Regions from separate parts of the Homo sapiens genome. Here region 2 is linked to region 1. The links are chromatin contacts, found by Hi-C or POLR2A ChIA-PET in ENCODE. All regions are on one chromosome and are shown on one strand. Each heading gives the region's core, a stretch centred on a gene start or an enhancer-like site at or near the end of the contact. The rest is flanking DNA. Distances are from core to core; before and after follow the strand shown. Region 1 has its middle 540 kb from the start of TBX3. Region 2 overlaps LOC105370003 (a long non-coding RNA gene).

The links. A loop is a pair of places that touch in the nucleus more often than their neighbours do. ChIA-PET counts read pairs that join two places held with the same protein, here RNA polymerase II (POLR2A).
Region 2: a map of MCF 10A shows a loop between it and region 1 (2.4-fold over the local background). The contact joins two enhancer-like sites. A Hi-C loop is called at or near these places in 3 of 168 maps with a recorded cell type or tissue (HepG2, MCF 10A and PC-3). POLR2A ChIA-PET finds 5 or more read pairs at or near these places in 1 of 52 experiments (MCF 10A).

Annotation. Positions count from the first base shown.
Region 1 is chr12:115,225,479-115,231,647 of GRCh38, forward strand. No RefSeq gene overlaps it. Among named protein-coding and RNA genes, the nearest start is that of TBX3, 540 kb to the left of the region's middle. Within about 2 kb of position 1,918, at least 7 of the 41 ENCODE cell types and tissues checked have a DNase peak (open chromatin) inside an H3K27ac peak, as active enhancers do; they include PC-3, where a contact is called at or near this core.
Region 2 is chr12:115,379,927-115,386,064 of GRCh38, forward strand. All of the region lies in intron 3 of LOC105370003 (a long non-coding RNA gene), which reads right to left. Among named protein-coding and RNA genes, the nearest start is that of LINC02463, 500 kb to the right of the region's middle. Within about 2 kb of position 3,890, at least 3 of the 41 ENCODE cell types and tissues checked have a DNase peak (open chromatin) inside an H3K27ac peak, as active enhancers do; they include PC-3, where a contact is called at or near this core.

The sequences.
Region 1 (6,169 bases), core at 668-3,167:
TTGCACTGAGCCACTTGCTCATGGTTTGACCCAGAAGAGAAAATACCAACCAAATATTAGAGATGACATTTTACCAACTGCTAGGACTAAGAGGTGATGAGAAAGAGCCCAGTGACCAAGGTGTGGGTGTATCCAGGAAAAGAAATAAACCTGTATGATCAAGGCGCCAGAATAGCTATCTTTATAGGTTATTTGATTGTAAGCAACAGAAACCTATTCTGGCTAACATAAGCCCAAAACGCTAGTATTGGAAGAATTGGAAGAAGTAGCTCACAAAATAGAAGAACCAGACGTCAGAGGGGTCAGGGAGCTGGTTGGACTTGGGATCTAAGTAGCAGTAAGTAATGTGATCAACCTGAATCACATGACAGCCTCTTAGCTCTAGGCAGTCAGGGTTTGAGTGACTGTCCCACGCAGACTGCATGTAACAACAGTGGGTGGGAACAAGTTTCAAAAAGGGAAATGAGCATGCTAAGACCAGAAAGAAAAGAAATAGATATTAGGTTGGCCAAAACAGCTGATGCCCTTTGCAGTGACAGTGTCAGCTAATTTTAGCAATATATATCATCTGCTGGGTTTTCTATGTGTTAGGCAGCATTGCTCTGTACAGTTTTGCAGATTGCATCCTGCCCAAGACCAGCTTGCTAAGGAGGCACAGAGGTGCTAAATCCCGGGCCAATCACTGCTTGCCAAATAGCTGTATTAACCCAGAGGAAGGGACGTCTTTCCTAACGTGCAGAAAAACACCAGGTATAAATCATCCTATTTAGTCCTCTCAACAATGCTGAAAGGTAGGTGTGGTAGATTAAAAATGGTCACAAATTCTTTGCTTCTCTTCCTGTTGAGGAGATAGCTAAATCCTTGGGGAATGGAGCTCATGCTACATGCATTGTTGAGAAGCAGAGACTAAACACCCTCCCCCCTGAATCTGGACTGGCCTTAACAACTCACTTGACCAACAGAATATGGTGGAACTAATGGCTGGAACTTCCAAAGCTAGGTCATAAGAAACCTTACTGCTTTTTTTCCCCTGGGTTTTCTGGTGCTATGAGACACCATGTATAAAGTTCAACTACTGTATTCTATTGATCCGTCACAGAGCTCAGATTTAAGAAGTCATAAACACATCACCTGTTAACCTAAGAGTGTCCAAACAATTTATGACCACCTTCAATCTACCAAATCGTTGGTTGAACTCATTCAACAAGCATTTGTTTGTTGAGCATCTGCTTTATACCAGACACTAACTTAGGCCCTGGGAATACAGTGGTGAACAAAACAGAAAAGTGATATGCTTCCATGGAACCCGTATTCTAGTGGGAGGCTGCATTCTAGCTTGAACAGATGGATCAATGAACTGGAAAGGAAAATGAAGAATGTCTATCTGGTCTCCAACTTTTGACCTGCTACATGTGTCCTATAAAATAATCTCACGATGTCACAAGATCCAATTTGCTCTTTCCAAGCCAATTTTCCACTCATTGATCATCTGCATTTAACTTTGAGGCAACAGCTGAGAAATTCTGAAATAGTAAGAGGAAGATTCTCCCTCTTACTTTCCATGGGCTGTCTGGCATGTCATAGGGCTCAGGGACTAGGTGCTGCCTGAAACTCTTGTGGCCGAGTCAGGTCCCCCATTAGCTCTGAGTTCTGGAAATTGACCAGAATTTACAAAGAAGGAGGGCATGGGGAGAATGAGGAAGCTAGAGTTGCATCATCCTGACTCAGGTCAGCCAGTGTCCACCTTGGCAATTGGCTGCAAGCTTTGGGATTGGCATGAGAAGGTTACGTTGACTGGGCCATCTAACCAGCAGCCTGAGGGCTGGGCCTGAGCAGCACCGAGGAATTTCACACATGGCGGTGCCAGCCTGGGTTCTGTTCTGGAATAACACATGCAAGTGACAGGGAAAACTCGTGAGTCATTGAGCTAATCTCAGCTCTTTTAAACTGGGTGCCTGGAAGATGAGCAAAGTTCTGACTTCAGCACCATCAAAGAGGTTATATGGCAAAGTCAACAGTTTCAACAGGGAGGAAAAGGCTGAATCACCCAGGCCATTGCTTTCCCCTTGCCTGAGTCAGGAGTAAAGGATTAAGTATTCTATTTTAGGGAGTTCCTAAGTGCTCCTGAGGAGAGCTTCCAATAGAGGTGAGTAGGTTCCTATTAACTCTGCAACACACCTTTCAAGCTAGAATCCATTTATTTTACATTTCCATTATTGGGCAACCAAATGCTATTTATGAGCTCCAACTCTGAGTGTCCACAGATATAATTTATGTCAATCACCTAGATTTGTTTTTCTAAAAATGTGCTCTGTAGAACATTAATTTTCTGGCACTCCTGATAGGTGACTGGGCGAGGTAGGGGGTTAGTATGCAGAAAAAAAATTGATCATCAAATATGGGATATACTTGGGAAATACTTGGTTACATTTTCTTCAATAGATTTTTCTACTTTAGGACTTTTCAGAGCCTTTGGTATGCTAATGTACATTGCAAATCTTCAAAAAAGCTTTAGATCTTATTAACCCTTCCCGACTTGTTTTGTCCATGAACCCCAACTTTGGAGAGTAAAGAAATCGTTTTTCATGAAGACACTTTGAGAAATGTTGTCCTTGAATCGTTTAGAACAATTCTCTCAAATTGTGGGCATACAAATTAACCAGAGACCTTATTATTAAAAATGCACATTTCCATCTCAGACATTAAAATTGAGTAGGTCTTGGGTGAGGTCCAGAAATATTCATTTAATAAACATTTCAGGTGATTTTGAAGTGAGTGATCCATTGCACACACTTTGGAAACCACTGCTTTAGAGCTAGAGTTGGAAGGCAAGTAAATTTAATCCTTGATTTTAGAGATAAGGAAACTGAGGCACTGAAAGTGATTTTTCATACAGTGAGTTTTTTGTGAAGTCAGGGATTGGTCTGAACTCCCAGATTAGAAAAAACCTCTCTCATCACGTAATGAGACATGCGGTACTTCATATGTATCTGAGATTTCTGGAAATAATAACAAATTAAGCATTCAAGGAGTGTTGAAATCACGGAAGGATAAGTAACTGAATGAATGAGTAACTGTATACCCCTATTCTACTCACTTATACCTCTTTTGATGCAACCCAAGAGCACAGTTTGTTTGATGGGTTCTACTTTATGGCAAAGAAAACTGAGGTTCAGAGAAGTTAAGTAATTCGTTCAATGCCACACAGCAAGTCAATGGTAAGGTCATAGTTGTAAATCAGGATTTTTTTCTGATTCCAGATTTCATTCCATGGCCAACCTCAGACCCTAGAATCAGAAGTGGATTTGCTTCTCAGCTCTGCTGCTTGCTAATTGTGTGACACTGCTCAAGCAACATAACTTCTCTGAGCCTTTTGTGTAAAATGAAGATAGTAACTCGCTTCATTGCTTTGCTGAAGGCATTAAATGAGGTAAAGTGTGTACACCATGGCAGGTGCCTAGCATGTGCTAAGCACTTTGTAAATATTAACTGCTGCTAATAATAATATTGATAACTGTGAATAGCATCTAAAAGAGAGCAATGCACATCGTGAAGGAAAATAAATTTCTTTTTTGGATAACAATGCCATGGTCATAAGCTTGTAAGGTCTGGCTTTCTTGGTGTGTCCTGTTGGGTCCCAGACTCTCAGAATCCCAGAATGGAAATGGGCTCTCGAATTCACCTGGTCTAAGACCCAGCCCCTAATGTAGATTCCCTGTGAGAAGGTCCCAGCAGCCGCATCTTCTCTCAGTTTATCACCTCCACTGACAGTGAATTATTTCTAGACAAATAGGAGCAATTTTTAGTGCCCCATTTCCCGAAGTGTTGCCTAAGCACTACAACCCCCAGAAGCTGGTCCTTAAGAAAAGAATTCTGCATTCAAATAAGCTTGAGCAATGTCATTTGCTATTTTTTTTTTTTTTAAATGCCGTGGTGTGATCTGGGTGGCTCACTGCAACCTCTGCCTCCCGGGTTCAAGCGATTCTGTGCCTCAGCCTCTCTAGTAGATGGGACTACGTGCACGTGCCACCATACCCGGCTAAGTTTTGTATTTTTAGTAGAGACAGGGTTTCACCATGTTGGCCAGGCTGGTCTCGAACTTCTGACCTCAGGTGATTCCCCCGCCTCAAACTCCCAAAGTTCTGGGATCACAGGCTTGAGCCACTGTGCCCGGCCTGTCATGTGCTCTTAACTGCCTCCCCTCACCCTACCCAGATATATTCATAACACCCATGTTCATGTTCAAGGCTCTGAGAAGTCCTGCAGTCAGGAAAGAAAAGTCACTCTTCGTTGAACCCATGGCTCTCCAGACTCATTTGATCAAAAAGCCACATTGACAGGCAGTTGAGCTTTTCCTCTGTGGAATCACTTTGGGAACTTCTTCTGTGCTAGAAAGTTTCCTCATCTAGTAGTTCATAAGTAATTTTTTTTTCTGCAACCATGCTGCTATGCTATGACATGATTCTGAATTCACATCAAGTCAAAATACTACTGTTATAGTTCTTTTAGGAAATACATATTTACTATTTAGTAATACTATGTAAATACTAAATAGTAAATACTATGTACTTATATATATAACTATAGTATTTAGTAATACTAAATACTAAATACTGTTTAGTATCTGGTACTGGTCCTAGTTGGTATGCACTGGTGCAGTTTTACTGGTTGTTTACAGCTGACATCTACTCTGAAAGCCCTCCGTCTGTGCCACATTGGTTGTTAATATTTTGAATGCCACTTCTGCTAACAACTCCTCAAGACTGTTCTGTCTCAAAGTCCATCGCTGTAATTCTTCGTTCTGTACATCAGCTTCCTGAGTCCCATCTCTTCTCTAACGGGACTCCTTGCCCAGCTCAGACCCTACCTTATCCTTTAACTTGCTTCTGCTACTAGTTAGTGACTTTAGTTTCTCTTCCTGACTCTCAGGGAACTTGTCCCCAGAAAATGTGCCAGAGAAGAAAGGTTAATGAAGAGTCACAAATCCCAGCACAGCACTCGGTGTTCAAAAATTGCCATTTGACCTTGAAATTCAAGCATGCCCTTGCACACACGCGCAGACACCTCCCAGACTTCCTAAATGCAAATACCGAACTCTAGCCCTTTGCCTATTGTAGCAGGGGTCTCCCTTCTCCCCATGAGGCAAATCTACTAAGAGAACTTCCAGAGCCCTTTCTTGGGGAGGGGAGGAAGGTTAAAAGTGTATATAGAGCATTCTTTCTGGCTCTGCTCAGGCAGGGCAAAAGGAGTGGGGTTTCTGGTTTCAAAGGGAGTACAAGCAAAGCTGCTGCTTTTGGATGCAGCCCCTCTTAGCAAAGTGAAGAGCTTTTTTTTAAAAATCCTCTCTCTCTCTTGCAAGCAAAGCCATAAATCATGAGCGCTCCTCCGGTTCTGCGAGTGGGGGGTGGATTAAAGTTGTTTGGTTAGATTTGTTTGAATGTGTGTCTTTTGGTCTTCATCGCCTCTCCCTTCATAAACATCAGCTTGTAAGTTCTCGTCCCCTAGAGGACACACCGACAGCATCATGTTAAATATTTAGAACGGGAAACCACCTTACTCCACTGAATCGGAAAAGCAATCTTGGGAACGGCGCTCCACTGGGCATCCCTTCCCTCTCTTGAGCTCCCAGATGAGAAGGCAGCCTCCTTATACCCAGGTGTCACCTCAAACTGTCCCTGAGAAAGGAGTCAGGCTTGGTACCTAGTAGGCAAATGCTTGGCTGGGAAGATGTTGCTCCTTGGAGCAGGTTTTGTAGACCAAGTTTAATCAATAATATATATATATTTTTTGTGCCCGGGGGCAGGGCAGAGTCTTGCTCTGGTGTCCAGGATGGAGTGCAGTGGTGCTGTCTTGGTTCACTGCAACCTCCACCTCCTGGGTTCAAGTGATTCTCCTACCTCAGCCTCCCAAGTAGCTGTGATTACAGGTGTCCACTACCATGCCTGGCTAATTTTTGTAATTTTTAGTAGACACGGGGTTACACCATGTTGGCCAGGCTGGTCTCGAACTCCTGACCTCAGGCGATCCACCCGCCTCAGCCTCCCAAAGTGCTGGGATTACAGGCCTGCGCCAATGTGCCAGCCAAAATACATTTTTAATAGCCTTTTTCTTGTGAGCTAGGTAGTTATCTGGCTCAGTGAAGGAAGGAAAACATGGTAGGAGGAAGAAG
Region 2 (6,138 bases), core at 2,640-5,139, 160 kb after region 1:
AAATCCATCCGTGTGTGCTTTGGCAGTGGAGTACACTGAGAGCAGACGTCTGTCCTTTGGTTCCAACCCCAGTTTACAATCACCTCACTTAACAATTAAATATATAAAGTCACAGCCCATTGTCCTCATGTCAGATTAATGCATTACATCTTTCTCCTTTCGGATTGATGCCTCCAGACTTTCCGATGTGGAAACGACTGATTATTACAGTTTTTAGGCTTTTTTTTTTCTTTTAATTTTCAAGTCAGTGAACCAGGCAATCACCGACACTGCCCGTGCATTATGGGCCTAATTCTGCAGAGGTCTGACAAACCTGCCCAGAGACAGAAGATTAAGCTATTCCAAATTACCCAGACGGAGGCAAGCCCAGATTGGGCTCTCTGGGACAGAGGTGGGGGTGGGGGGACCTTTCATTTCTGCTCTTTGGAGACCTCCAAGACTAAACAGTTTAGGCCACATCTTGAAGAAAATTGCTTTATCCTTTCACCTTTAAGTGGATTCCGGTGCAATCAGTTGATTTGGGAGCACGTGGAGGTCAGCACACACACGCCAGGATGGGGGTGGGGGATTGTGGGCAGAGTCTCGGAAAGACAGGTGGCAAGTAAAATAAGGGAGGATGTAAAAGCTAGGGCGGCCGGTTTGTAACCTCTAACATCTGGTGCCAAATAGGAGGGTACTCGGGAAAGTATTCGAACCAGGGATGGGGGAGTGAAGTGGAGAAGGAGATCGGGCGGGGAAGACTTTCAAAGGTTGCAACTGTGACAAACCAGGATGCTAGCCCCTCTCAGATGTCGCAGGAGGAAGTGAAAGAGGGAGGGAAGAGGAAGAGAGAGGGAGGAAGAGGTCAGGTCTCCGATCCCCATAACTAGAGGACACTCAAATGCTTGCAGATGGGATGCAAGGAAGGGTAGAGGTGGAGAGTAAATTGCATCTGGCTGCCTGGGAGCACAGCACAGAGGAAACTGGTTTTACTCATGCTGGCAAAGCCCCCTTGCTGAGAGTATCTCCAACTCCAGCCAGCTGGTAGGGAGGAGCCCTAAAATCAGAAAAGCTCCCTCTACCCAGGTTCCTAGTCTTAGCTTCACTGCTCCTGGCTGGGCATGATTTCATGAACCCTCTCCCCTCATTGTGACGGTCCTGGCATCTGAAACTTGCATGCTGAGAAAAGATACCAAGGGAGAGATGCCCATGCTTTCTCAAGGCAGTAGGAAAAGTGTTTTGTCCTGGTCTGGCCTGAGTGAGAACCAGACATTGACTCAGATGGCCAATTTCTACATTGCTATTATTTGGGAGGCTCTAGATTTGGATCGTTCGAAAGCCTTTTATCATTCAGTTCCAGCAACCACATTCAAACCTCCTCACTCTGTTCTCCCAGCACAGTGAACAGTTTGCCTCCACCTTCCCCTTTTGCCACTTCTCTCTTTTTTCTTTTCTTTTCTTTTTTCTTTTAAATCATGATCAGGAAGTTTTCACAGGGACTTCCAATGCTTAAAAGACCAGAGACTAAACTTACATCAGCATCAGTTAGGATGCCTTCAGATACAATTAACAGAAAAGCCAGCTCACCTTGCATTAAACCTTGGAGATGTTTAATTTGGACATCTTCAGACATCTATAGACAGGCGGTTGCTTTCCAGGTTTGGGGCAGCCACTCCACTGGACATCAAGGTAAGCCCTCCCCATTCATCTACTCCCCCAAGCTCAACGCATTCACTTCCCTTCCTGTTCATCAACTCACGCCTTCAAAATGGTAGCCACAGCTCCAAGCATCATGAGCTCAGTCAGAGGTAGAAAGTCTAGGAGAGAGGCGAGGCCTTTTTCTAGGATCACTTTGTCCTTCGATCAATAAAAAAGCAACATTTCTAGAGTCATCATAGCCTCCATCCAAGTCTCATTGATTAGAATTGGGTCACAGGCTCACTTTTAGAGAACAGTCCAAAGCAGGGGCAAAATCTGTTTGTAAGAAATAAAGGGAATGGCTGCTGGGAGGATAATCACAGTATCTCCTCACCAGCTCACCCCCAGGTATTTTCTTTCAGTGTCCTAATCTGGTGAATGGTTCAGCAAGCAGCATCCACATCACCTATTAATCAAGCCATCTCTGGATCCTCCCTGTCCTTCACTCACTCCTTCCCCAAGTCCTGGCCTGTATACCCCTCTTTGACCCTCGAAAATCTCTCCTATGATACTGGACACACAGCAGGTACTCAATAAATGGCAATATTCATTTTGCTGCCCCTATAATCCTGCAGCTCTAGAACCAAATTAGCAAACTAGAAAATTTCCTTTGAGAAACTCAACTTTCTAGGCTCCAGTCATTATTTCAGAACCGACTACTGGTTAAATGAGCAGCTATTGGAATCATAAAACCTGGATTCAAATCTCTGCCCTGCTGTGCCTTAGTTATTATGGCCCTGGGCAGCCTGATAAGACACTCTGAACCCCAGTTTTCTCATCTATAAAAGGGAAATAATTATACTCCATACTTCCTAGGGTAGCTGTGATGGTGAAGTATGATGAGGCATCCAAGTACTTAGCACAGTGTCTGGTACATGGGAAGGGATGAGCAAATGCCTGCTACACTTGCTACCATTTCCCAAATGGTAAAACCCATTGTCAATGAGCTTCATCTTCCACTGCCCCACCAAATCACACTCACCTCAGGAACTTTTCTTCCATCCTGATTTCAATGGATGTTTCCCCCGCCCAACCCCATCCTCAGGACACAGGGCACTCTAGGAAGATTTAGAGAGCCACTGGCTTCCCCTTGCGAAGTGGAGATCATACCCCAGTCCTCACGAGTCCTGGGGCCAGGCTGAAGCCGCAGGAATTGGGTCTGACTTCTAGTGGTTTAGATGGAAATCAGGCAAGAGACTTCTCAGCAGCTTCTTTTATATTTATTTCTGGTCAGATCAAAGGTCCTGTCGGCAATCTGTCTTGACATCTTAATTCCTGTTTTTCTTAACTAATTTTTTTTCCCTGGATGGTGTTCACTCCAAATAAGCTACTGAAAGGCCCTCTGGGGGTAAGAGAGAGAGAGAGAGACTGAGTGGGAGGAATTTAGTTATGTCTTGCTATAAATAAGTGTATAGAATTATACAGATCTTGATGGCCGGAGATCAGTCACTTATTTCCACAGTAGGAAAAAGACAAGCTTGGGGTTATTTCCGGATTCCTAGTGGTGTTCAAACTCACAAGGACACCCAGTAAAGACTGGCTTGATAAAATTCTAACAGGGATCATTTATTGAAAGGGCGTATTAACTGTAATTAAGGACATGAAATTTGGAGTCTGCCATCCTGTAAATACCAGGTTGACCACTTACTAACTGTGTAACCTTGGAAAAGTGACCACACTGCTCTGCCTCAGTTTCCACATCTGTAAAATGGGGACAATAATAACCTCATGGACTTGTTAGGAAGATTAAATGAGTTGATAAATGTGAAGTGCTTAGAGCAGTGCCTGGCACACAGTCAGCAAATATGAGTTTATTAATATCTATTTAACAGGTATTGGGCATAGATTATTGTGTGTTCGATCCATACAACAGTCTTTCATGACAATGTTGCCATCTATAGACCTAATCCACTCATAAATCATTTTGCAAGAGAGGAACTAGAGAAGCAGAGAGACTTGAGTAATTTGGCTACAGGTACTAAGTAGCAGAATCGGAGTTCATAACCAGGTCTGCCTGATCGCCAGAAGAAGCTCTTCACACTCTGCCTCACCTGGTTAAGCAGGACCAGCTATGTCAGCAAGATAACCAGCAGGATGCCATCTCTTTACTGAGGGCAGATGGAGCAAGGCTCACCTTGCCTGCTTAACTTTGAAGGGGGTTACCCCAAGCACGCAAATGAGTTGCTTTAAGCAACTCACGGCCAAAGAAATGAATCACTCCTTGCCCGTCATCTCTAGCTCCCCGATGATGTTTGCAGGCAAGCTTCGGGCCTGTGTAAACGTGAAGTAGGTCAGGCCACAAGCCAAGTCTGCAAGTAGCACAAGGAGTGACTGATTGCACAGTCAGTGAAAGTTTTGGACAATTTACCAGTTCAGGAAAACTACACCTACAACAAACTGGTTGCACCACCTTGTTTAGAATGAGCATCCACTGCCTCTACCACTCACGGAAGTGCTGGAGTTGACATCTAGGAAAACATCAAGGCTCCTGGGGACTTAGGGAGAGGGCACGCTGGTATATTTACATGTTCCTTGATAAAAATACAGCCCAAAAGACATGTTTACCACTGAACTTCAAAACCATTCCGAAGATACCAGTCACTCTTCTACTACAGTCAAAGTAGACCTTTGAAGACTTCTCAGAGAATTTAAAATCTTGAAGGGCCTCAGTGTTCTCTCTGGGGATGTCAAAGATATTTGTCAGAACTGGACAGGGCAATGATGAAGCAGCCTGGGATGCCTTCCTATACCCAGCAAAAAAAAAAAAAAAAAAAAAAAAGGCTTTGTTTTTTTTTCTTTCTTTTCTTTCCCTAATTTCTTATATGAGCATATTCCCCGTGATTCATTTTTTCCCTCTTAAGAGGTTTCTTTGGCCACCTGTGTTCCTGTGGAAATAGCAGCAATGCACACTTATTGAGCAAGCCCTATAGCTAAAAAAAAGTGTGAATCCCTTTGTATGATGTGTCATCCCCTTTACATTCACAACATTCCAGGCCAGGTGAGGTGTCTCACACCCGTAATTCCAGCCCTTTGGGAGGCCAAGGTGGGAGGATCACTTGAGGCCAGGAGTTTTGAGGCCACTCTAGGCAACAAATCAAGATGTTATCTCTACAAAAAGTACAAAAATTAGCCAGGCACGGTGTCATGTGTCTGTAGTCCCAGCTACGCAGGAAGATCGCTTGAGTACAGAAAGTCAAGACTGTAGTGAGCTATGATCCCATCACTGCACTCCAGCCTGGGCGACAGAGTCAGATCCTATCTCTTTAAAAAAAGAAAAATGAGCAATATACCTGTGAGTTGGTACTAATAGGTAATTGTGCCCATTTTACAAATCAAAATGCCAAGGCACTTGCCCAGTGTCAACTCACTGCATGAATGGAGGTGCTAGGTTTGGAATCAACATCTATCTCCAAAGCCCATATTCCTACCCTCTGCTATCCTGTCTCCTAACACTTTATTCAGATCTGTTTTTAAAAGTGCCTAACACAATATATATGATAATTTTTCCTGTTATGTGTCTGTTTCATTTGGTAACAGTAAAGTTAATGCTAACCACCATGTATTAAATAAGCACTTACATATATCAGGTACTGTGCAGGTGAATGTATACGCATTTTCTCTGATCCTGCTGACAGTCCTGTGAGTTGGGTGTCAGGTGCTCCATTATACAGATGAGCAAACAAGTTCAGAGAGGTTAAGTGTGTGGCCCCAGGCTAAGGAGCTCGTGAGCGGTAGAGCCAGTTTCATGAATCAGGTTTGATGGGCCCAAAGCCCATGTGCTTTGTCCTGTGCCTTAGCAACTCCCACTGGCTGTCAGCTTATCAAGGGCCGGGCTGGCATTTTATGTTCTTAGTGTCTCTGCAACCCAGCAAAGTGTCTGGCTGTGAACTAGGTGAACTGCAAAAAAAAAAAAAAAAAAAGTAGAATCAAGGGACCAAGTCAGTCATCCCAGTGCTCTGCTAAATATAGAGTTTAAAGTACAAGCTGGTGCAAGAACAAAGGAAAAAAAAGATGTTTATTTTTTAATGGATCAATTAGAGAAAGTTGAAAATAAGGAGTTATGCTCATCTCTTATATGCAAATGACTGAGTCCTGGATATGTATTGGAGCCCAGCAAATACGTGTTGAATGAATACACTCATATAAAGAGATCAACACTCAGATATTTAGTAGGCATCTCAAACTTGCTATTTCCACAACTATACTGATTATCGTCCCTGCATAACCACTCCTTCTGCCATCTACCCCATTTCCATAATTGCAAACTCTATCCTTCTCATCATCCTCAACTCCTCTTTCTCTCATGCCACGTGAATCCAGCAGCAAGTCCTGCCTGCTCTACTTTCAGGGTATCGCCCGAAATCTGACCACGTCTCACCTCTCCCAAGGCTACCTCCCTGGTCCAAGCCACCATCACCTCTCACTCGGGATGTGGCACCAACCTTCTTACTGGTCACTCTG